2 separate regions of the Homo sapiens genome follow, and region 2 is linked to region 1. The links are chromatin loops, found by intact Hi-C in ENCODE. Cell type or tissue: PC-3. All regions are shown on one strand.

Region 1 (8,000 bases):
ATGGACTTACATAAAATGTACTCTGAGTCACAAAATGATTAAATTTATCCATGCTGTGTCTTTTGTGCAAGATTTCACTAGTTTGAAACCAAAAGAAAGGAAAATCATCATCTTATTTTTCTTAACTTTATTAACTTAATGATAATGAGAACACCTGGGAATACGGACGTGCTTCCTATTTATCATGATTTCCCTAGAAAACTGTTTCACTTGGGTTACTAAAATGCAGACTACCTGCAACGGTAGAAAAATTAAGATACCAGGGGGCAACACATGATATTTAGAATGAGATGAAAACTCAACTGACTTTGATCGTCAATTAAATAGGCAGTGCACACCTGCATCTACACCTCACAAGGCAATCCATTGATTGTTAGAAACTTCCTCAGTCTTCCATTCTTCTGTTCTTAGCAAAGCGCCTCTATGCGAAAAGCACTCAAATACTTGTTGGATTGAGTCAATTCTTTTGGTTTCACTCATAAATTAATGAGGAACGTGTAACTCTGTATAGTTTCAGAGTAGTTAAAGAGAGAAAAAAAGAAATGCTACATAAGAGAATTGGGGCTTCAGGTGTTACCTAATAGACTAGAAAGCTTTCCAAGAGTGCACTTAAGATATGAGCTATAGCAACCTTACCTAGGCAATTCTTCACCCTAAGTTTCTTTCTAATGCAAATTAGTTTGAATTTCTCTCTCTTCCCTCCTGTCCTTTGCCTGAAAGTCTTCTGATACAAAGCAATACTACCGTAATTAGAAGGAATGCCTGACAAAAATACATTTTAAATTTCATTTTCAAAAAGGTTGATACTTCGTATTGCATACTCCGAATTCCCCTGCATTTCTATGCTGTAAATTCCTAAACTTTAGATAATACATTTATATCTAGTGCACATTGTTCAGTTTTCAGATAGGAAAAAGCTAAATCTCAGTCTGTGCCCGCAAAAAGTTGATATTTTTTGTTGTTTTAAGAGTCTCCATGAATGTTGTTTAAATTCTAGAATCCACAGTACTCATCGAAGCTAGGAAAAGAATTTTGCCCACCCCACAGCGTATCTGAGGCTTTCTTCACAGCTAGCTGATCGGATCCTTGCAGCTGTTTCTTCTGTAGGTCTCGGAGCTCACTGAGAACGTCCAGCACGCCTTCCCGGCGGGGCCCGGCCCAGGTGCGCACTAGATGAGGCAGTCAACCAAGTCAATTGGTTCCCGATCAACTAAATCTCTCCTAAAAATAAACACTGCCGCGAGCTTCGAGAGTTCAGCGTGTCAGAGCCTCTATGATGGCAGAGCACCTGCCGCGATGCCTGATTGGTAGGGAGAAGGATTTCCCGGGAGGGGGCCAATACCAAATTTTAGGGCTGTTAGGCTCTGAGCAGTCCCTTCGTGACCGGATAAGTCAGAGACCCGGGGTTTGAGCCTTGCCCGGCGCTGAGCGGAGGGCCCAGTTTCGGGACCACAGCCTTGCTCCCTGGGAGCTCCGGGCGGCCAATGCCGGGCAAGCCCAGCCCGGCACAGGAGGAGGCAGGGCCCGTCTCCGGAAAGAGGGCCAGAGGCAGAACTGAGGGCCTGGTTTTGTGTAATTCGATTTGGATACAAACAGGCCAGACCCAAACTGGAAACGGCGAAGGGCTGGATTAGCACCGAAGGGATTCGAGGAGGCAAACGGGAAGTAAAAATGCTGTGTGGAGCTGCAGAGGGCAAGGGGACAGGGGTTGCAAAGGAAAGAGCTTCGTGAGACTTTCTCCTTCCCGGCGTAGGGACCAGCAGAGTGCGGGCAGGTCAGCCCTGTCACCGGTTCGTTTAGGGAAAAAGCGCGACATGGGGCCTGGGAGACAGGGGCAGAGGCGGTGACAGCGAGGGCCCCTGCTCGGGTGGGCCCGCGGGCCTCAGCTCAGTCCCCTCCCGAGGGACCGCGACCCCCGGCCCCGCGGCCGCCCGCGCGCACTCACCAGCCCGGGCTGCCCTGGGCGGAGCCGCCCCGCCGCGCTCCACAGCCGCTGCCTCTTCGACGCGCGCGCTGCCTCCAGGTGCGGCTCTAGGAGGAGGCGCCGCGGGCAGTGCCGGCCGCGCCCCGCGACTCCCGGTAACCCGAGCCCGCCCCGCCCCGCTAGGGCCAGGCCCCGCCGCCACCCTCCGCGCTGGGACGCCGGGGCGCGGGCATCCCTGCCGCCTACGGATCTCTTCCCAAGCACCTAGAACTTTCCAAAGCGTGCTTGGAATTTAACACCTTGGTCGTCGATCCCCGCAAATATACTCTGATGAGACCGGCTTTCTTCCCATACCGCCCAGGAGTTTCTCCAGGTGGCATTCCTGTCGCCTTGAGGTGGAACATCAGTAGAGGCTCGAGGCTGAAGCAAGCACAATACACAAGGTATAGCGTTCAAGTGGAAAACATTGCGTATTATGATTTTAAAATGAAAAAAAAACACAAAAAACCTGACTTATCTTTTCAATTACAATCATTATAGAGACTCCGATTCGTACAGGAACATTTCGAAAACAGGAAATCCTGAGGACAATGTGAGTATGAGTTTTTTTTTTTTTTTAATTTTCAAAAATCTTTGATGAACTGCCTTTGGTTAACACTTGGTTTGCAAATATTGACTATTGCACGACAAGGCAATGCATGATAAGTTATTTTCTGGGCATTTAAGTTAGAATTTATAAAACAACTTTTGCTTTTTATTAAGTAGAATAATGTAACACGTTACCCCAAGCTGGGAGAATTGCTTGAGTCCAGGAGTTTGAGACCAGCCTGGGCAACAAAGCGAGACTCCGTCTCTTAAAAAAAAAAATTAGATAGGAAATAGCTTGTTTTGCATCTAGCAACTGGGATACAAGAGAGCACCGCAGCCAGAGTGCCGGGCTCCAAGAGGGTGAGGGGTAGAAAATGATTTCAGATACATACTTCCCTCTGGCTTTATGCCTTAGCAAGGATTATAGTTGGTTCATTAAGAGCATCTTTTTTTTTTTTTTTGCTTTGTGCATTTCTGCGCGTGCACACTGTAGTGACACGTGGCGGACTAGCTGTTTGGTCTTAAAGCTGTAAATGCACGCCTGCAGACACCAGAGGCTTCTGCCAAGGAGACCCCACCTCCAGAACCTGGGCCAGGCCTTTGGCTGGGAGCGCTGGTGCTGTTCTTCATCCGAGAGGAAAGGCTAGAGATTCCCTCCCTACTCCACACGAGGGCGATCTCTTCAAGGGCACCAGACCACTCTCCGCGTCCCTAGCTGAGGAAACCAAATTTGCTTTTCTCCACGCTTTTGAACATCTCTAAACAAATCTTAATAGGGTAATTTACTAAGGAGGAGTTGGGCTCCTGGGACGTGCATTTCTGGTGTCCTTCATTTGCCACTTGGCCTTTGCCATCCTATGAAATTATTTTGTCACATACCTGTCTGTAGCCCAGTACTTCTTACACTTTAATGTGCATAGGAATCACCTGCGGATCCCGTTAAAAACGCAGATTCTGATTCAGTAGGTCTGGGGTGGGGTCTGAGATGTGCCTTTCTAACAGGCCCCTGGGTGATCCTGATAGGCTACTGGAGGACCAAACTTTGAGTAGCAACACTGGAGACAGTTGGATGATAAACTGGTTTTGCCGGTAGCACCAGGTACCTAATATACTAACACAATAATGGCAATGTTGCTAACACCTGTTCAGTGTTTACATGTAGTAGGCACTGTTCTGAGTACATGTATTTACTTGTATAGATATTGCTATTATTTCTGGTTTAGAGATGAGTTTGCTTTTAATATGAGTCTTCCCCACCCCCTACCCCCTTCCCATCCTTGCTGGCTTAATTACATTTATTTGGTATTAGAATATTAGGGAGAGTATCAGGAAGAACAGCTAGTGGATGCTAGACCTTAATACCTAGGTGATGGGGTTGACCTGTGCAGCAAACCACCATGACACACGTTTACCTGTGTAATAAATCTGCACATCCTGGACATGTACTCCAGAACTTAAAAGCGGATAAAAGAAAAAATTAAAGAATATTAAAAAGATCTGAAAACGTATACTCAGGGAATTTTCTTCCCTCCTTTGTTCCACACATTCTAGCCAATCCTGTGTGAGTAAACAATGTCATGATTTCTCATCTATTCTTCCTGTGTTTTTGTAAAGCCACAGATATTTGTTTACATGTTCTTGGCTGCCTGCCTGCCTTCCTTCCTTTCCTTCCTTCCTTCCTTTCCTTCCTTCCTTCCTTGCCTTCCTTCTTTTATTATGCTTTAAGTTCTGGGATACACGTGCAGAATGTGCAGGTTTGTTACATAGCTATACAAGTGCCAGGGTGGTTTGCTGCACCCATCAACCCGTCATCTACATTAGGAATTTCTCCTAATGTTATCCCTCCCCTAGCCCCCCACCTCCGACAGGCCCCAGTGTGTGATGTTCCCCTCCCTGTGTCCAGGTGTTCTCATTGTTCAACTCCCACCTATGAGTGAGAACATGAGGTGTTGGGTTTCCTGTTCTTGTGTTAGTCTGCTGAGAATGACAGTTTCCAGCTTCATCCATGTCCCTGCAAAGGACATGAACTCACCCTTTTTTATGGTTGCATAGTATTCTATGGTGTATATGTGCCACATTTACTTTATCCGGTCTATCATTGATGGGCATTTGGGTTGGTTCCATGTCTTTGCTATTGTGAATAGTGCTGCAATAAACATACATGTGTATGTGTCTTTAGAGTAGAATGATTTATAATCCTTGGGGTATATACCTAGTAATGGGATTGCTGGGTCAAATGGTAATTCTAATTCTAGATCCTTAAGGAATCACTACACTGTCTTCCACAATGGTTGAACTAATTTACACTCCCACCAACAGCATAAAAGCTTTCCTGTTTCTCCACATCCTCTCCAGCATCTGTTGTTTCCTGACTTTTTAATGATCACCATTCTAACTAGCATGAGATGGTATCTCATTGTGGTTTTGATTTGCATTTCTCTAATGACTAGTGATGATGAGCATTTTTTCATATGTCTGTTGGCTGTGTAAATGTCTTCTTTTGAGAAGTGTCTGTTCATATCCTTTGCCCACTTTTTGATGGGGTTGTTTTTTTCTTGTAAATTTGTTTAAGTCCTTTGTAGATTGTGGATATTAGCCCTTTGTCAGATGGGTAGATGGTAAAAATTTTCTCCCGTTCTTTTGGTTGCCTGTTGACTCTGATGATTGTTTCTTTTGCTGTGCAGAAGCTCTTTAGTTTAATTAGATCCCATTTGTCAATTTTGGCTTTTGTTGCCATTGCTTTTGGTGCTTTAGACATGAAGTCCTTGCCCATGCCTATGTCCTGAACGGTATTGCCTAGGTTTGCTTCTAGGGTGTTTATGGTTTTAGGTCTAACATGTAAGTCTTTAATCCATCTTGAATTAATTTTAGTACAAGGTGTAAGGAAGGGATCCAGTTTCAGCTTTCTACATATGGCTAGCCAGTTTTCCCAGCACCATTTATTAAATAGGGAATCCTTTCCCCATATCTTGTTTTTGTCAGGTTTGTCAAAGATCAGATAGTTGTAGATATGCGGCGTTATTTCTGAGGGCTCTGATCTGTTCTATTGGTCTATATCTCTGTTTTGGTACCAGTACCTTGCTGTTTTGGTTACTGTGTAGTATAGTTTGAAGTCAGGTAGCATGATGCCTCCAGCTTTGTTCTTTTGGCTCAGGATTGACTTGGCAATGCGGGCTCTTTTTTGGTTCCATATGAATTTTAAAGTAGTTTTTTCCAATTCTGTGAAGAAAGTCATTGGTAGCTTGATGGGGATGGCATTGAATCTGTAAATGACCTTGGGCAGTGTGGCCATTTTCACGATATTGATTCTTCCTACCCATGAGCATGGAATGTTCTTCCATTTGTTTGTGTCCTCTTTTATTTCATTGAGCAGTGGTTTGTAGTTCTCCTTGAAGAGGTCCTTCACATCCCTTGTAAGTTGGATTCCTAGGTATTTTATTCTCTTTGAAGCAATTGTGAATGGGAGTTCACGCATGATTTGGCTCTCTGTTTGTCTGTTATTGGCGTATAAGAATGCTTGTGATTTTTTGCACATTGATTTTGTGTCCTGAGACTTTGCTGAAGTTGCCTATCAGCTTAAGGAGATTTTGGGCTGAGACGATGGGGTTTTCTAGATATACAATCATGTCATCTGCAAACAGGGACAATTTGACTTCCTCTTTTCCTAATTGAATACCCTTTATTTCCTTCTCCTGCCTGATTGCCCTGGCCAGAACTTCCAACACTATGTTGAATAGGAGTGGTGAGAGAGGGCATCCCTGTCTTGTGCCAGTTTTCAAGGGGAATGCTTCCAGTTTTTGCCCATTCAGTATGATATTGGCTGTGGGTCTGTCATAGATAGCTCTTATTTTGAGATACGTCCCATCAGTACCTAATTTATTGAGAGTTTTTAGCATGAAGGGTTGTTGAATTTTGTCAAAGGTCTTTTCTGCAGGTATTGAGATAATCATGTGGTTTTTGTTGTTGGCTCTGTTTATATGCTGGATTACGTTTATTGATTTGTGTATGTTGAAGCAGCCTTGCATCCCAGAGATGAAGCCCACTTGATCATGGTGGATAAGATTTTTGATGTGCTGCTGGATTCGGTTTGCCAGTATTTTATTGAGGATTTTTGCATCGATGTTCATCAGGGATATTGGTCTAAAATTCTCCTTCTTTGTTGTGTCTCTGCCAGGTTTTGGTATCAGGATGATGCTGGCCTCATAAAATGATTTAGGGAGGATTCCCTCTTTTTCTATTGATTGGAATAGTTTCAGAAGGAATGGTAGCAGCTCCTCCTTGTACCCCTGGTAGAATTCGGCTGTGAATCCATCTGGTCCTGGACTTTTTTTGGTTGGTAAGCTATTAATTATTGCATCAATTTCAGAGCCTGTTATTGGTCTATTCAGAGATTCAACTTCTTCCTGGTTTAGTCTTGGGAGGGTGTATGTGTCGAGGAATTTATGCATTTCTTCTAGATTTTCTAGTTTATTTGCGCAGAGGTGTTTATAGTATTCTCTGATGGTAGTTTGTATTTCTGTGGGATTGGTGGTGATATCCCCTTTATCATTTTTTATTGCATCTATTTGATTCTTCTCTCTTTTCTTCTTTATTAGTCTTGCTATCGGTCTATCAATTTTGTTGATCTTTTCAAAAAACCAGCTCCTGGATTCATTGATTATTTTGAAGGGTTTTTTGTGTCTCTATTTCCTTCAGTTCTGCTCTGATCTTAGTTATTTCTTGCCTTCTGCTAGCTTTTGAATGTATTTGCTCTTGCTTTTCTAGTTCTTTTAATTTTGATGTTAGGGTGTCAATTTTAGATCTTTCCTGCTTTCTCTTGTGGGCATTTAGTGCTATGAATTTCCCTCTAAATACTGCTTTTACTGTGTCCCAGAGATTCTGGTATATTGTATCTTTGTTCTCGTTGGTTTCAAAGAACATCTTTATTTCTGCCTTCATTTCTTTATGTACCCAGTAGTCATTCAAGAGCGGGTTGTTCAGTTTCCATGTAGTTGAGCGGTTTTGAGTGAGTTTCTTAATCCTGAGTTCTAGTTTGATTGCACTGTGGTCTGAGAGACAGTTTATTATAATTTCTGTTCTTTTATATTTGCTGAGGAGTGCTTTACTTCCAACTATGTGGTCAATTTTGGAATAGGTGTGGTGTGGTGCTGAAAAGAATGTATATTCTGTTGATTTGGGATGGAGAGTTCTGTAGATGTCTATTAGGTCCACTTGGTGCAGAGCTGAGTTCAGTTCCTGGATATCCTTGTTAACTTTCTGTCTCGTTGATCTAATGTTGACAGTGGGGTGTTAAAGTCTCCCATTATTATGGTGTGGGAATCTAAGTCTCTTTGTAGGTCTCTAAGGACTTGCTTTATGAATCTGGGTGCTCCTGTATTGGGTGCATATATATTGAGGATAGTTAGCTCTTCTTGTTGAATTGATCCCTTGACCATTACGTAATGGCCTTCTTTGTCTCTCTTGATCTTTGTTGAAAATTCTTTTCTTT
Region 2 (8,000 bases), 310 kb after region 1:
AATAGACATTATATGCAGTCTACATTAAGCCCAGTTCCATAGCTTAACAAGTCTCACTGATAGCTTAGCACTAAAGATCAACTTAATTTTAAGTAACTGCTCCTTAAAGGAGCAGTCAGCATCATTTGTTACATTAAGCAAACCAAAGTGAGGAATGTTCCTGTAACTTACCATATATTTGGATTTAATTGCAGTTGGTGGTAGGAGTCAAAGTCATCTCTCAGGATAATGCTGTCACTATGTATTTCAGCTAAAAGAAAAAGGAAGTATTTAGGAAAGAAATATACTACAACAGTACATTTAGCTAAACACAAGTGCCAACATGCTGTATTTATGAAGAATAATGTATCCTAAAACTAAATTTTAAATGAGCAGTTGATTATATTTGCTTTGTCCCTCAAACTACTAAGGGACAAGGGTAAAAAGCTCTGCGGTTTAAACACCTAGAAGTTGGGAAAACCAAAGACCCCAAAAGGAAATCTATGAAGCTATCACTAGGCAGGCAAGGCAGGAAGGCCAAAATCAGCACCAACCTACAAGGAGAGGCTATTCGGGACTTGTCTTCCTTCAGTATGTCTTGGCTGTGTCCCTACCCAAATTCCATCTTGAATTGTAGTTCCCATAATCCCCATATATCGTGGAAGGGACGGTGGGAGGTAATTGAATCATGGGGGCAAGTTACTCTCATGCTGTTCTCATGACAGTGAGTTCTCATGAGATTTGATGGTTTTTTTTTATTTTTTGAGACAGAGTCTCGCTCTGTTGCCCACGCTGCAGTGCAGCGGCATGATCTTGGCTCACTGCAACCTTAGTCTCCTGGGTTCAAGCAATTCTCCTCTTTCAGCCTCCTGAGTAGCTGGGATTACAGGTGCCTACTACCATGACTGGCTAATTTTTATATTTTTAGTAGACGGGGTTCCGCCATGTTGGCCAGGCTGGTCTTGAACTCCTGACCTCAGGTGATCCACCTGCCTCGATCTCCCAAAGTGCTGGGGTTACAGGCGTGAGCCACTGTGCCCAGCTGAGATTTGATGGTTTTATAAGGGGCATTTCCCTCTTTTGCTCGGCACTTCTTGCTGCCACCATGTGAAGAAGGACGTGTTTGCTTCCCCTTCTGCCACAATTGTAAGTTTCCTAAGGCCTTCCCAGCTATGCTGAATTGTGGGTCAATTAAACCTCTTTCTTTTAAAAATAACCCAGTCTTGGGTATGTCTTTATTAGCAGCGTGAGAATGAACTAATATATCCATATTTCAACATATACTCATCCATGGCTTCCAAGAGACTGCCCAGACAGCGTCAGTGTCTAATTCACTTTAAAGCATGGAATTGGATAGAACATTCTGGCTATTTATTCTCAGCTAAAATTGCTGTAATCTACTAACCCATTTTTTCTTCTCTTTCCCACTATCCTTCTTGCCCTGGCTTGCTTTCTCTCCTTCCCTATATTCACTCATCTTTTACTGAATGTTTTTAAATTTGTGAACTTTTTTTCTCTTTCAGAACTGCATAAGAGAATTTATCTATATAAGTAAAATTCCTAAATAAAATCAATTTAGAAGTCAGGAGGAATGCCAGGGAGCCATACATGGTTTTAAATATATTATCACTACACATTTGAGGTATATTGAATACCTATTTTTAAGTTCTAGAAGAACTTTGGGCATGTCAAGTGCAATATTTTCACCAACTGTAGAGTTCATATTTCTGCTGAATAGATGATGAATAAGTAAACTCACTTTCATGGCTGGCTACGGTGTAAGTGTGCTTATTTTAAAGGTTGTGTGAGAAATGATAATTATTTCTATTCATGTTGTAAAAATTAATTTAGTACTTTAACAATGCTCTCATCTGATTCATGGTTTGCTTAGGAAGTTTGTTCCAGCTACTCTAACTTCTTTGGGTCTTGACAATTTTGTTTGAACTAGCTAACAGACTGTCTTTTGGAAAAATTAAAATAATATCTGATTAACAAAAAACTCTCATAACTTTTTCTTTTAAAGGTGATATTTTTATGTTTTTTAGGCTCACTCAAATATAATTCTCTGAAATCACTGGGTAATTAAAATTACTTCCCAATATCAGGAAGCATAATTTCACATTCTCTTTGGTGACATCCCCAGCCATGGCAGTCCTTGCCTCCTTTATACCAGGTAGGCCAGCAGGCAAGCACGTAATGAAGTCATGGAAACCAGTGAATCAGCATGTACTGAGAGGACTGGATGCTCAGACGCGAAGCCTCAGGCATGAGAACAGGGAGAATATGGATATACACTGGAGAGAACGCTGTGATGTATTCTGTGCATGGGAGTGATTTAATGATTCCTCTGAGCGATGAGATGCAGTGCCTCAGATGCCTACAGGGTACAGCTCTCTCAGATACCCAATCTGGCCGAGACTTGGCTGGGCCACTGCGGGTCACCAGCCTGTCTTGGCTGCCAGAAGGCATGCTTCTAAGCGCTTGCATTTGTCTGCCAAATAAGAGGAGCCCCAAGCTGTAGCATTACATAAAAGTAGAGCTTCTCAAGGCAGATTTTCCAAAGAGGAAAAATAAATTAATTGGGTTTATAGGTTGAAAGGAAAAGCCCAAGAGACAAATAACTGACCTATCTAGAAAGTCCCATAGTGAAAGACATTTGAAAAGGCTGCAACCAGCTAGGATGATTTCTTTTCATTCTTATTAAATACTATAGTGTAGGAAATTGCTTTTAAAATAAATCTTCACTGACACAAATGAGAAAATTAACGCTTAAAGATCACTTGTTTTCTAGAGACTTTTTTATTTACAAAGGCAATGGGTAAGCCTCATTGGATACCTGTTTGTGTATTGATTTACTTCCAAACACCACTATATTATTTACCATACACTTTATGAAAACAAAATCATTTATTCCTTATACCAACCCTATGAGATAGATACTATTATTAATTCTACTTTGCAGATGAGAAAACTGAGGCACAGAGAGGTTAAGTAACTTGCTCAATATTGTGTGGCTAGCAAGTGGTAAAAGTGAGATAAACCCAGGCAGTTTCCCAGAATCTGTGATCCTAACCACTATATACCCTGCCTCAAGAACTGTGGGCCACTAAGAGCATGACATTATGAAAAATCCATGGTGCCATTTTAAGAAGCAGGTATTTATTTAAACAGTCTCATTTCAATTTTTTTTTAAAGAAACAGGATCTTGCTCTGCTGCCCAGGTTGGAGGACAGTGTCACAATCATAGCTTGCTGCAGCCTTGAAATCCTGGTTTACATGATCCTCCCATCTCAGCCCCCAAAGTAACTAGGACTCCAGGTGCACAACCACCACACTGACTAATTTTTAACATTTTTTTTTGGTAGAGATGGGGGTCTTGCTCTGCTGCCCAGGCTGGTCTTAAACACCTGGTCTCAAGTGATCTTCCCACCTCAGCCTCCTAAACTGTTGGGGTTACAGGCATGAGCCACCATGCCCAGCTTCAGTTCAATTTTTAAAGAAATGACAAAATAATTTCTTTTTCTTAACAATTCAGTACTAATTTGAGCATAAATCCCAAATCTTAAATGACTTCAGTTCTTCCACATTCATGGCTTCTTGCCCACTAGCTCCATGCTCTAATATTTATGATGGGCATCTAGTATTATGAGGGACTCTGGGGAAAATTAAGCATTAGAATGCAAAAGCTTACACTCAATAGGATCTCAGGGCTGAGGGTACTAACAGGTGTGAAAGTTCCTGCATGAGCCCCCCGCTGGGCAGCATGAATGTTTCCTCAAGGAGGTTCTGTGTTCAAGTATAATCCGTACCCAAGTCCAATTTCAGTGACTGATCAATGATCAGAGAGGACAGCTTCCTTGCCTCTATAACATCTGCTCGTATAGCCAGAAAAGCCAAACAAGTAGATCAAGTACTAAAGTTAATGACATCAGAGTCTTAAACACTTACCTAGATGTGGGTGCACAGTGACATCTGTTGGAGCTGAATCAAGAGAGGAAAGAAGAAAGACAACTGATCAGGAATGAAAGCAAAATCCAGTAATAAAGAGTCACAACACAGTTATAAAACTTAAGTCACATTAAGCAAATCAAATGGCTACAGACTTTTTAGTCTTTTTAGGAGTTTCTGGAACCCTTGAAAAAATAGAAGACAATAAATTTAATGATCTTGTATTTTGTGCCAACACTTATTGGTTAAATCAGAGAAGAGTTTTGCAAAGATTCACTGAATTGTTAGCTCTAATTAAAGATTTTCTTGAAACAAAAGGAATACTTGCCAATTATCCAATAATGAATAACAAAAACCTGGCACAATGATATACATTCTCTCACCAGTATCACAGTGCATATGAACAAGCCAAATCTGAAGCTTCAAGGAAAACAAGGGTTTATTTGCAAACTAGCTGGAAAAGTAGGAAAATTTATGTTGAAATTGAAACTTTGAAAATACAAATTAATAATGGTTTTACACATGAATTTCCTAACGTGAATTGTGTCTCCAGAAGATTTTAACTGTAATTTCCAGTATCTTCTAAATTGTCTGCAAAAACCTACAAGAAAAATTTGAAGAATGTCTTGATGTTAATTATTTTAGACTTGCTTTTCAATGTATGCAATATTTCTGTGAATTCCATGTTAATAATACTATGCTGACACAAGAATAATACTTGGACATAGTTTTGAAACTGATATGTTTTTGCATTAAAGGTAAATCAGCTCTTCTAATAAAAATGAAAACATTTTGTCAAGGTGGATCTGGACATTAAAGGAAAATGATTTTTGATACTCAATTCAGTTACTGGAAGATCTTTAAGCAGGTAAGAAACACTGGGTATGTGGATCTACATTTCAATTGTCAATTTTATGAACTCTTAATACAGGCCAAATATTTCTTAAGATGTGCTATAAGTGTAAAGTACATACTAGATTTTGGAGATTTAGTACACAAAATGTAAAATATCTCATTAATAGTTTTAAATTGACCACATTATATCCAAATGTTTAATATTTTACATATTCTGTGTTAATAAAATACACTATTAAATTAATTTCATCTATTTCTTTCCATTTTATAGATGTGACTACTAGAATATTTAAAATTGCACACGGGGCTTACATTATACTTCTATTAGTGCTGAACTACAGCTAGGAGGGACATTTGTACTGTATATCAATTAGGAAATCGTTATCAAGCAGGAGGTGGTGGAGTTACAAAAGGAAGACCGAGTCACTCAGAGAGAATGTAAGGTATAAAGTGAGGCTGAGAGAAGTAGCTCATGCCTGTAATCCCAGCACTTTGGGAGACTGAGGCAAGAGGATTACTTGAGGCCAAGAGTTTGAGACCAGCCTGAGCAATATAGTAGGAGACCTCGTCTCTAAAAAAAACATTAAAAATTAGCTGGGCATGGTGGTGCACGCCTGTAGTCCTAGCTACTCAGGAGGCTGAGGCAGGAGGATCACCTGAGGCCAGGAGTTTGAGGATGCAGTGAGCTAGAAATGCAACATCACACTCCAGCCTGAGCAAGAGAGTCAGACCCTGTCTCTAAATAAATAATAAAAAGAAAGAAGTGAAATGCACAGTCAAATATATATTTAACGGACAGGTGGAAGAAGACAAGCTAGCAAAGGTGACTGAGTTAAAGTGCATTCCATTAAGGAAATAAGAAAAAGAGTTTTAAGAGCTAAGAGAGTTGAAGGAGAGGCCAAAATAATCCTAATAAAGCTGATATCTACGAAGAACATCCTGCTATTAAGGCACTGTGCTAAGGAGTGTCTATAGATGAACTCAGGGATTTTGGCCTCAGAGTCTAGACTCAACAGCTGTGCAGACTGCTCTTTCAAGAAGGTTAGCTGCAAAGGTGAGAAATGAGATCTTATATGGAGATGAGGACCGAAGGGATTTTTTTGTTGTTTGTTTTGTTTCTTAAGATATTATGATAGTGGCCGGGCCCGGTGGCTCATGCCTGTAATCCCGGCACTTTGGGAGGCTGAGGTGGGCGGATCACGAGGGCGGATCACGAGGTCAGGAGATCGAGACCATCCTGGCTAACACAGTGAAACTCCGTATCCACTAAAAATAAAAAAATAAAAAAATGGCCAGGCGCAGTGGCTCACGCCTGTAATCCCAGCACTTTGGGAGGCCGAGACGGGCCGATCACGAGGTCAGGAGATCGAGACAATCCTGGCTAACACGGTGAAACCCCATCTCTACTAAAAATACAAAAAATTAGCCGGGCGTGGTGGCGGTCGCCTGTAGTCCCAGCTGCTCAGGAGGCTGAGGCAGGAGAATGGCGTGAACCCAGGAGGCGGAGCTTGCAGTGAGCTAAGATCGCGCCACCGCACTCCAGCCTGGGGGACAGAGCGAGACTCTGTCTCAAAAAAAAAATAAAAAAAATAAAATAAATAAAATAAAATAATTAAATAACATAAAAAAATTAGCCAGGTGTGGTGGCGGGTGCCTGTAGTCCCAGCTACTCAGGAGGCTGAGGCAGGAGAATGGCGTGAACTTGGGAAGCGGACTTGCAGTGAGCTGATCGCACAACCGCACTCCAGTCTGGGGGACAGAGTGAGACTCCACCTCAAGAAAAAAAAAAAAAAAAGATATCATGATAGTTTACCATGCCTAACGTTAGCTATATTGCAAAAGGGATTCTCTGTATTCATGTTATAAAGTGTTAAAAAGAAAAGAAAAACCCTGTCTACACAGTATGGAACTTTTCAAATTATTTCACAGGTTGTGAAATAAACTGGTTAAATTAAATGTAGGAAAAGTTATGACAATTATTAATTAGAAATATTTACTATGCAATACAATAATTAGATATGTATAACAAAATATCTGCAGAAATATTGTTGCCTACTTTACATTAAATGACTTTGGTGACTAAGGCCTCAACTCAATAAAGGGAATGAGTTATAAAATGCTTTACTTTAAATTGTTTATTGAAATGGACATCTACCTTTGCTAAATTATCTGGACACATGGAAGCTTTCACTGAAACATATACATCACAATCAGCAGGAGAGGGCCATTTTAGAAAGACCCACTGAGTCAGAATCTCTGAGGGTGGAGGCCCGGAAGTTGTATTTTTTAAAACCTCCTTGACCGATTCTGATAGAAAGCCAGATTTAAAATTCACTGGTTTAAACTACACAATCCACTGCTTATTTTTATAGCATGCTGAACTGTTCTCTGTGTTAAGTACTCATCTTTGCTCTGAAGAAGAAATAGGCTCCTCAAAAGCAGAAAATATGTCCACCCAAGACATAAGCCAAAGCTGGTAATAGTGTCTCAATAAATAATAAATTGATTTGAAAGCTACTCCTTAGTTGTAATATATTTTATGATATTTCAGAAAATAATTGAAGATCCAAACCTTTAAAAAATGCCAGAATAGACACATAACATTGTCCAAAAGTCCTTTATTATAAGTGGTCTGGGGAGCTTCAACACCAAGTCAGTATTTACCTGGATTTAATTTAACTCAACAAATTTACATCGTATTTTAAATCACTAGTTAGGAAGGTTTAATATATTTTAACAAAAATGTCCACTATCTGAGATAACTAAACATTATTTCCTCAAAAGAGAAACATTTAGTATGCAAAACTTAATGCAAGGAAAAGTACAAATTTTCCTGAAAAAGATTCACGCATATGTGGCATAAAAATGGGCCAAAGCCTAGTAAAGTACCGGGCCTAGAAGCTTATTTTAATCATTTCTCGATAAATGACCATATCAATCTAGTTTTATGTAGTCTAAACAAATTTTCTAAGCCCGTAGGAAGTTCACCATCTTTTCCACATTTACTGAGGTAAATGCACCACGGAAAAATTAAAGTAGCCTGAGGAAGAATGATATAGTTCAACATTATTTAGTATACTCCCATTTGGATACTACCTGCCTTGCCTCATACTAGTGACTATGAGTGAATTATTAAGTTCTTATATTATATGAACTTGGTATAAAGGCCTTTACTCTTTCCTGTATTAAATGTAAAATGCATGCTTGCTAGACTGGTC

What was found. A loop is a pair of places that touch in the nucleus more often than their neighbours do. Peaks named below come from ENCODE experiments on the same cell type or tissue, not always from the same donor. Only the 100,000 strongest peaks of a DNase experiment are listed, where the experiment ranks them.
Region 2: a loop joins it to region 1, with 16 times the contacts of the local background. A loop is called at or near these places in 5 of 110 quality-filtered maps.

The regions. Positions count from the first base shown.
Region 1 is chr7:103,444,153-103,452,152 of GRCh38, forward strand. SLC26A5 (solute carrier family 26 member 5) reads right to left here and starts at 2,055. Exons shown (of 20, transcript NM_198999.3): 1 at 1,946-2,055. It overlaps SLC26A5-AS1 (SLC26A5 antisense RNA 1), which reads left to right and starts at 1,055. Exons shown (of 4, transcript NR_110141.1): 1 at 1,055-2,367; 2 at 2,465-2,516. RefSeq lists an enhancer at 1,428-2,004 and a silencer at 2,061-2,130. In PC-3, CTCF peaks have their summits at 3,194 and 3,395; a DNase peak (open chromatin) is centred at 3,179; H3K4me3 peaks cover 2,700 bases.
Region 2 is chr7:103,749,255-103,757,254 of GRCh38, forward strand. It overlaps RELN (reelin), which reads right to left. Exons shown (of 65, transcript NM_005045.4): 5 at 3,928-3,960; 6 at 172-250. Among named protein-coding and RNA genes, the nearest start is that of RELN, 240 kb to the right of the region's middle. In PC-3, a CTCF peak has its summit at 3,962; a DNase peak (open chromatin) is centred at 3,937.